Regions from separate parts of the Mus musculus genome. Here region 2 is linked to region 1. The links are chromatin contacts, found by Hi-C or POLR2A ChIA-PET in ENCODE. All regions are on one chromosome and are shown on one strand. The core of a region is the stretch at or near the end of the contact, and the rest is flanking DNA. Distances in the headings are between cores, read along the strand shown.

Evidence for each region. Hi-C counts contacts between places; a loop is a spot of excess contacts on that map. ChIA-PET counts read pairs that join two places held with the same protein, here RNA polymerase II (POLR2A).
Region 2: POLR2A ChIA-PET joins it to region 1 with 16 read pairs in Patski. The contact joins the promoter of Cdk15 here to the promoter of Fzd7 in region 1. A Hi-C loop is called at or near these places in 1 of 37 maps with a recorded cell type or tissue (gastrocnemius). POLR2A ChIA-PET finds 5 or more read pairs at or near these places in 3 of 5 experiments (Patski and embryonic stem cell).

What each region holds. Positions count from the first base shown.
Region 1 is chr1:59,479,916-59,484,122 of GRCm38, reverse strand. It overlaps Fzd7 (frizzled class receptor 7), which reads right to left and starts at 1,976. Exons shown (of 1, transcript NM_008057.3): 1 at 1-1,976. The coding sequence starts at 1,163.
Region 2 is chr1:59,254,662-59,258,868 of GRCm38, reverse strand. It overlaps Cdk15 (cyclin-dependent kinase 15), which reads right to left and starts at 1,963. Exons shown (of 14, transcript NM_001033373.3): 1 at 1,771-1,963; 2 at 913-1,053; 3 at 72-166. The coding sequence starts at 1,896.

The sequences.
Region 1 (4,207 bases), core at 727-3,226:
GCTGGCACAGCCCACGCGGCCAGATGAAAGTACTGCGAGTTGGCCTCGATGGCCTCGTGGCCCCACTTCATGCCAGCTGCCAGGAACCAAGTGAGGGACAGAATGACCCACCAGATGGAGCTGGCCATACCGAAGAAGTAAAGCACCATGAAGAGGATGGTGCAGCCCTCCTTCTTGGTGCCCTGCGCCACCGTGCGGTAGCCATCGTCCGAGAAGCGCTCCACGCACACGGCACGGTCCTCTAGCAGGAAGCCTGCCACGTGCGCCACTGCCACCATGAAGTAGCAACCCGACAGGAAGATGATGGGTCGCTCTGGATAGCTGAAGCGACGCATGTCCACTAGGTAGGTGAGCACCGTGAAGAGCGTCGAGGCGCAGCACAGCACTGACCACACACCCACCCAGAGGCGGGCGAACCGTCTCTCCTCTTCTTTAAAGTACATGAGGCCGTTAGCACGGCCCGGCTCACACGGGGCACCGCAGTCACGCTCACCTAGGAAGCGGTAGCCCAGGTAGGGGGGCACCTTGAGCTGGCGCGGACACGAGAAGGGGAAAGACAAGCGGCCTCTGCCATCTGAGGGGGACATCGCAGTGAAAGGTGGGTCTGGCAGGTAGGGAGCAGTAGGGTAGGCGGTGGGACTGCCGCCCGCGCCCCCGGAGCCGTCGGACGTGTTCTGCCCCACGCAGATCTCGCCGGCACCGTGCACTGGGAAGTTCTCGCAGCGCAACCGCTCTGGCCACTGGAAGCCGAACTTGTTCATGAGCGCCTCGCAGCCCTGTCGGGCGCGCTCGCACAAGGAACGGCACGGAGGAATGGCTTGGTCGAGCACGGTGCACACGGGTGCGTACATAGAGCATAAGAAGAAGCGTAGCTCAGGAGAACACTGCACCTTTACCAGAGGGTAGAACTGGTGCACCTCGAGGCCCGCGTCCTCTTGGTTCGTGTGGCCCAGCAGGTTGGGCAGGATGGTCTGGTTGTAGGCGATATCCGTGCACAACGGGATGGAGATGGGCTGGCAGAAGCCGTGGTCCGGTACCGAGATGCCTTTCTCGCCGTGATATGGCTGAGCCCGGGTGTCCGTGGGCAGCGCGCCCAGAAGAGCAAGCACCAGGGCGCAGAGGCCCAGGGGCGAGTGCGACGCCGCCGTGCCGGGGCCCCGCATCGCCGGTCGCGAGTGCAGCGGCGTTCTCAGCTGGAGGAAAAAGACGAGGCGCTGGGGAGAGGCTTGGATACAGGGAGGCGCCGCCGCGCCCGGCGCATGAGAGTCCTCCCGGCGCCGGGGCCGGGCCGTGGGCGGCGCGGAGCCGAGGGTGCTAGGGTGCCTGCACAGCGGGGGCGAGGCCGCCAGCCGAGGGGGCGCCGCAGCCGCCTCCGCGTGGCACTCACGCAGCCGCCGGAGGTTCAAACTCCTGGGCCTGGAGTGGGGGATCGAGGGAAGGGGTGTCGCCTTACCCTCCCCGCCGAGACGTAACGGTGCGGCTTTCTCTGCGGCGACGAGCAACAAGCTTCTCCGGTTACCCTTCAAAGTTTGCCCAAGTTTCTCGAGCCCCGGGCGCACGCCGATACGCACGTCCCCTAAACCGAGCCAGGCCTCCGCCAGGCCAGCGCCCTGCGTCCCTGCCTGCTCGCCCCGGCCGTCGCCTCGGTGGTGCTGCTCCGCCTTCTCTCCTTGAGGCCCCGCGGGCCACTGCAGCCGCCTCTTCTGATTCTGGAGCCTCCTTCAGTCCTAGGAAGGTCGGCCCCAAGTTTCAAGTCAAATGGCTCGTTCTCGCTTTGAGTCTGATCGGTGCTCGGGAGGTAAGAGCTGGACAAGCTGGTTTTGGAAACGGAGTTGCACGGAATCCGAAGCGCCGAGGCCCCTGCACCCGCGGCCTGCCTGCACCCGGCCTCTCCTGCCCCGCGCAGTCCCAGCCCGCGACTCTCCGCGTCCAGCACCGCCCGCCAGGGAAGGAGCGCGGAGTAACGCCTGGGAGCCGCACTGGTGGCTAGAAGAAGCGTCGGGCTTGCAGGGCTGCGGGCCGCCCCGCCCCCTCCCCTCCCCCCATTCACAAACCACTCCGGGGGCGGGCCCCGAGCCCTCTGGACATCCAATAGCGCGCTTTGTTTTCTCTGTGGACCTGTTCCGATTGGGTGGAAGTCGGAAGGGGCGGCCGAGGAAACAAGGAAGGCGGTGCTTAAAGAGCTCTGGGCGGATTCCTGAGGGGAGGGGCGGGGGACTGAGAGAAAAGTTAGGAAAAACTTTTACCCAGAATTTGCTCAAGGGAGAAAAAAACGCACCAGAAAGGGAACTTGCCTGTAAGATTGGTTCCTCTTCCGGGTACCCTAAAATACACATTTCCGAACAAAAGGGGGCATTCGCCGAAGGCTTTGGGGAGAAGCTGAGAATAGTACAGCACCAGGGCAGAAAGACGTGACCCGGAGTCACGTTAGCCTTGCCTGGCAGGCGAGGGCGGGAGAATTTTGGTTAGCATCAGTATGAGTCGAGAAAGGGGTGCGACTAAGAATCGTTTTTTCTTCCCCTACCCCAACCGACCACGTGAAGGCACAATTCCCTCTCCCTCCCCCAGTTACAAAAAAGGGGGGCATCCTGGAGGGAGAAACCCGAGTCGGCCGAGGGGCGGACTTGTGGCGGGAGGAAGTGCAGACCCTCGGAGGAGAAGGCCCAGAGCTGGGGATCCGCTGCACACACGAGCCTGCCACCCCTCCCGGACATACTGCTGGGAGCCTGGGGAGCCCAAGAGGCTCTTTTTTTTTTTTTTTTTTTTTTTTAACTCCAAGGCAGCTCTGGGGGAATGCTTATGAAAGTAACCTGAGACCGAGGGCCTCGGAACTCTGTACGATTTACAGAGCGCCTTCGGTTGCCCCGTTTTCCTTTTTTTTTTCTGAGGTGTGTGGCCTTCAGGGACCCCTTCTTCGTTGCAGAAGCAACCATTTGATCTTTCCATTTGGAATCTACATAGAAATGTTTTAACGCGCGTTAGAAAGCAGGGCATTTGCTAATTAAAGGGCTTTCGAGACACAAAGAGGGGTTATTTTCCTTGTGGGGTAGCATTTTCTGATTGGCAAGCTTTCTTTTGTTCTTGGTCAAATCTTAACCCCGCTCCAGGCACTGGGCGCTCGTGCGCGTTGTCTGATTGCCCCGACCGGTCAGAAGTTACTAAGGGGCCTCTGCCCTCTCACAGGAGCCAGCAAGAAATATCATGAATACTATGAATTCCCATGCAGGAAAGTGACAAGTTGAATCGTTGAATCTGTCTCTGCAATCATTTTAAACGTTTTTTTCCTGGCTGAGTCCTTCTGCCTGTCTCACTTGGGTGCTGGGGTTTGAGGAGATTTTGAATAGGTCGAATGTTGAATGCCGGCAGAAGTAACTCCCTCTGGTATACAGTTTCTCCATCTAGGAAAAGGTTGATTCTGAAATCTAAGACAGTTAATTAATTGGATTCCCTTTTCTCGATGACCTGGGCTCCTTTTAATTCTTTTATTTACTTTACCTCAGAGGTTCATTGAGCCCCTTCCTTCCACTTTAGAGTTCTTCATCTTTTGTGCTCCTGTTAATGTTTCTGAAGAGCCCAGCTCCATGGAACAAGGTGGTGTCAGACAGTTGACATACTCCATCTGACCAGTTTCCTTCTAAGCTCAGTTTACCCTTCACACCAATCCCCAGCCCCCTTTAGAGTATCTGCCTCAAAGTAATAAAGATGAATAAGCAACGTTTTCCTTTTTAAAAAATATACAGTCTTCAAGACCTCATCTTCTGCTTTCTAAATTATTGTTCCTATTACCTTCAGCTGTGCTGTGTTGATATTTGTGGGAAGATGTTTAAGACACTGGGGGCTGTTTTGCTTTGTCATTGAAAGTGTGGGTGGTGGAGTTTAGATTCCTTCTCCCCACTGAGGTTCAAGATGCCCTCCTTTTTAAGACAAAAATGTCATGCTCATACATCAGATCACTGACCTAACTCATATCTGCTAATTGAGGGAGAAATACCAAGCAGTGTCAAAAAATATGAAAGCGGACAGGATAGAGCACTGCCTCAAATACAGCGGAAACCAGCCAGCGGATGAGCTGCTCATCCTTAGAGTCCCAGACAGCTCTGATGTTAGGCAATAGGAATAATGATGTAGCAAGAGGGGGTGAGATGAGCCGGTATAGGAAGAAATGAAATAGTTCTAAAGCAGTCTATGCACGAGGTACAGGAAACCC
Region 2 (4,207 bases), core at 714-3,213, 230 kb after region 1:
GTGTGTGCTGTCAGTTGGCCTTGTAATGCAATAGGAGATGCCCTCATCAAAAGTCTTCATGAGTCACTTACCTGCTGATGCCCTTGTAAACTTTGGCATAAGAACCTTCACCCAGCTTCTCCAAGTTCAAGTAAGATGAGGCTGCCCCAAAAGGGAGGCTCTTCTTCTGTTCAAAGGGTGGGGTGAGAGGTGGGAAGACAGAAAGAACACATAAAAAATATGACTTATATTTTCCCTAGGGACATTAGATAGCAGTGTGTGTGTGTGTGTGTGTGTGTGTGTGTGTATCTGTCTTTCTGTCTGTCTGTCTATCTGTGTGCATGTTTGTATGTATGTATGTGTTCGTGTGTGTCTATGTGTATGTGTTTGTGTATATGTCTGTGTCCATGTCCATGTGTGTCTGTCTCTGTGTCAGTGTCTGTCTGTCTGCATGTGTGCCTGTGTATGTCTGTCTGTGTGTTGTGTGTGTATACCTGTTTGTGCATGTGTGTGTGTGCATGTTTGTATGTGTATGTGTCTGTCTGCATGTGTGCCTGTGTATGTCTGTGTGTTGTGTGTGCATGTCTGTTTGTGCATGTGTGTGTGTATGTGTGCATGTTTGTATGTGTATGTGTCTGTCTGCATGTGTACCTGTATATGTCTGAGTGTTGTGTGTGCATGCCTGTTTGTGCATGTGTGTGTGTGTGTGTGCATGTTTGTATGTGTATGTGTATGTGTGTGTCTGTATATGTGCCTGTGCATGTGTGTCTGTGTGACTGTCTCTCTGTGTGTGCATGTGTGTGTATGTCTGTGTATCTGTCTATGTGTAAGTGCACTTGCAAGCCCACACAGGCATCCCTGGAAGGTGAGGGCTAGCTTCCCTAGACAGGCACCCATGAAATTCTCCTTGATGCCTGTCAGCAGTTCACTCACCCATGGCAACCCCTGCCTCAGATTCTCTTCCTGAAAAGAATCACTGTTACTCCGGGGCCTTTTACTCTTCAACTTCTGGGCACTGGCAGCCTCCAGTCCCCTGGGGTGAAATGAAGCCGTGGAACTGGATGCTTCTGTTAGCTAGAGGAAAAGAACGTACAGGAGCAAAATGTGTACAAAGTCACAATGTGATGGCTGGCAAAACCTTTTCTTTGTTTTATTTGCCTGTTTTTGGTTTGTTTGTTTGTTTGTTTGTTTTTGGTTTGATTGTTTGTAAGCTTCCCACACCCCTGAAAGGCAGGTTTCCTGAAAGTCAGATCTCTTAGAGACAACCATGGTACCAATTACTGAAATACTAAATTTTTCCTTCACCTACACAGTTTAACCCAGTCTCCTTAAGGGTGTCTCCCAATTTCTTCATTTAACTCAGTTTCCTCCGTACCTGCCCACCTTCCTTGGTACTTAATGTAATGCCTTAGAATAATTTAGTAAGATACTGCTAATAATCACGAGCTAATTACTGAAACTGAGAATCCACAGCGGACCTACCGGTATGGCAGCTTGCCCTCTACAGTTCAGCCCTGCAATTTAGTGGCTCAGAGACGTCCAGAGAAGAACCACTTTCTCTATTTCAAGTCAAAAGCGGCCAAACCCAAGGCTTATTCCCCTCTTCTGGTTTACAAGTACATCCCCAAACTTGATAACTACAACCATAAATCCTCTGTGACTTTAATAGAATTTTCTTTTTATGAGTTTAGACCTACCGCAGAGGAATAAGACTCTGTTACAAAAGGGAGTGTCTGTCTGAATTGCTTGGTTTACTAATAAAGAAAGATGCTCCTCCCGGGATACGAGTACCTCGAATACAGCAGGCTCGGTGCTTCCAGGCTGGCTTCTCTGACAGCTGTGCGCCTCCCCTCCCTCCGAACGGTGGTAGCAACTGCATCCTGGCTGTAGCCTCTTTGCACACAGCTCTTGACCCATACTAGCCCAGGTTCAAGGAGAAAACCCGCCCTTGAACCTCTTCCCACCCGCCTCTTCTCATTTGCTCCCCCTCTGCCAGAGGTCAGCAGAGAGGAGCTTCTCTGTGACTCACACGAGGGCTCTGCCTGGAGCAGTCTCATGACTTCAGCAGTTTTAGCTCATCAGTGCAAAGAATGCATCAGAACCGCAGCAGCTAGCGCTCATGTGTGCACACTCAAAAACAAGGAGGCTCTGCCCGAGAGAATACAACTGGGCACACTGGAGTAAGCTCTCTCTCACTCCAGCCACAAGTCAGTTCTGTGGATACACTCGCTTTCCCAGAATGTGCATAACCCTAGTGTTTATTGGCCTACCCTGGGGCTAAAGTGGTCATGCTGAGGGGTGTTCTATCCCTTGCTTTCATCTGAAAGCCTCTTGGGTTTCAAACTTGTTTTTCTTTTGAGGCAGTCTCTCCCAGCAGCCCAGCTAGTTTCCAAGTGGAGGTAATCCTCCTGCCTCAGCTTCTCCAGTCCCGGGATTGCAGATGAGAGCCATCTGACTCAGATTGGTTTTTCCAACATTAAAATGAGTTTGCAAACTAGCCAACTTTTAGAGTCAAAGGAACCACAGAACGGTGGTATGGAAAGAGAGCTGAGGATTCTGACTCCTTCTCTGCCTCCAAACGAAAGTCAATCTCAGTCTGACAGGGCAAAGCTATTCCTTCAAACACTAGTGATTACCTGTGTTGCTAATACTCTACAAATAGTGGAGAGTCAGGGTGGAGAGCGGAGTTTGAGCTGGGTATGATGGACCCAAGACCTCTGGAAGAGCAGACAGTGCTCTTAACTGTTGAGCCATCTCCCCAACCCCCAGTGGCACACTTGTAATCTCAGTACTTTGGAGACTGAAACAGCAGGGTGATGAGTTCAAGACTAGTCTGGACTACATAATGAGATTCTTTTCAAATTTCAAATAAAGAGGAAACAGAAACTGTGTGAGAGTGTGGTGTGTGTGAGTGTGGTGTGTGTGAGAGTTTGGTATATGTGTGAGTGTTTGTGTGAGAGTTTGTGAGAGTGTGGTGTGTGTGAGAGTGTGATGTGTGTGTACATGCACATATCTCCTCATTCCCCCATTCCTCCCTTCCTTTCATATCAGTATAATTAATGTTTAGTGTCTATAAATACTATATTAGTACTTGGCATTTCTAGGAATCTAATCTGGATCAAACTGCTTTGTAGTCTGTGATTGTAGATAGAACTCTTTTTCTATGAGAGGTGCATAATATTATTTCCATCATAATATGTCAATCACAATAACATACACAACAATATGAGAAAGGGGGCTATGTGTTATCACAACAGTACCCTGGATAGTTAACTTCTGAACTTTCCTCCGTTAAATCTTTACTTTTATGTGATCTAATTGTAGTGGTTTGAATAGAAATGGCCCCCATAGACTCATACATTTGAATGTTTGGCCCATAGGCAGTGAAGGCATTAGGAGGTGTGGCTTTGTTGGAGTAGGTGTGCCTTTGTTGGAGGAAGTGTTTCATTGTAAAAGTGGTCTTTGAAGTCTCATATGCTCAAGCTAGCCCCAGTAGTCTCCTGCTGCCTGTGGATCAAAATGTAGAACTCTCAGCTCTTTCTCCTGCACCATATCTGCCTGCACATCACCACCATGCTTCTTGCCTTGATGCTAATGGACTGACCCTCTGAAACTGTAAGCCAGCCCCAGCTAAGTGTTTTCCTTTATAAGAGTTGCGATGGTCACGGTGTTTCTTCACAGCCATGGAAACCCTAAGACATTAACCTTGAGCATATATTTTAAGTTTTATTTCAAAATAGCTACAAGCAAGCAAGCAAGGTATAGGGTCCATGCCTTCATTGTCAGCACTTGGGAAACAAGCAAGACGATTGCCATGAGTTAGAGGTCAGTCTGGGTTCCAGAGTCAAAACAAAGACAAAAAGAGAAACAATTTGCTACATACGATCTAAGGCAAGTCCATTCAAGGATTTACTAAATAAAGTTTGAGACACTTAGAGAGAGAAAGTAAGAGACCAATGATGCACAATGGATAGGGACTAGGCATAAAATCAGTTACACCTCAAAAGCAGCTAAACTTTTGACTGACATACAACTGAGAGAGAAGTTCTTTCTCATCATAATAATTTTTCACGTATTCATTGTAATAAAATTTGTCAGGAACGCTCATTCAGATCTGGTGAGCTGGTCCATTGGGTAGATGACTCTGCACCAAAACTGCTGACCTGACTTTCCATATTGGAACCTAAAGGTGGGAAGAGGGAACCGACTAACTTTGGCAAGTTGTCCT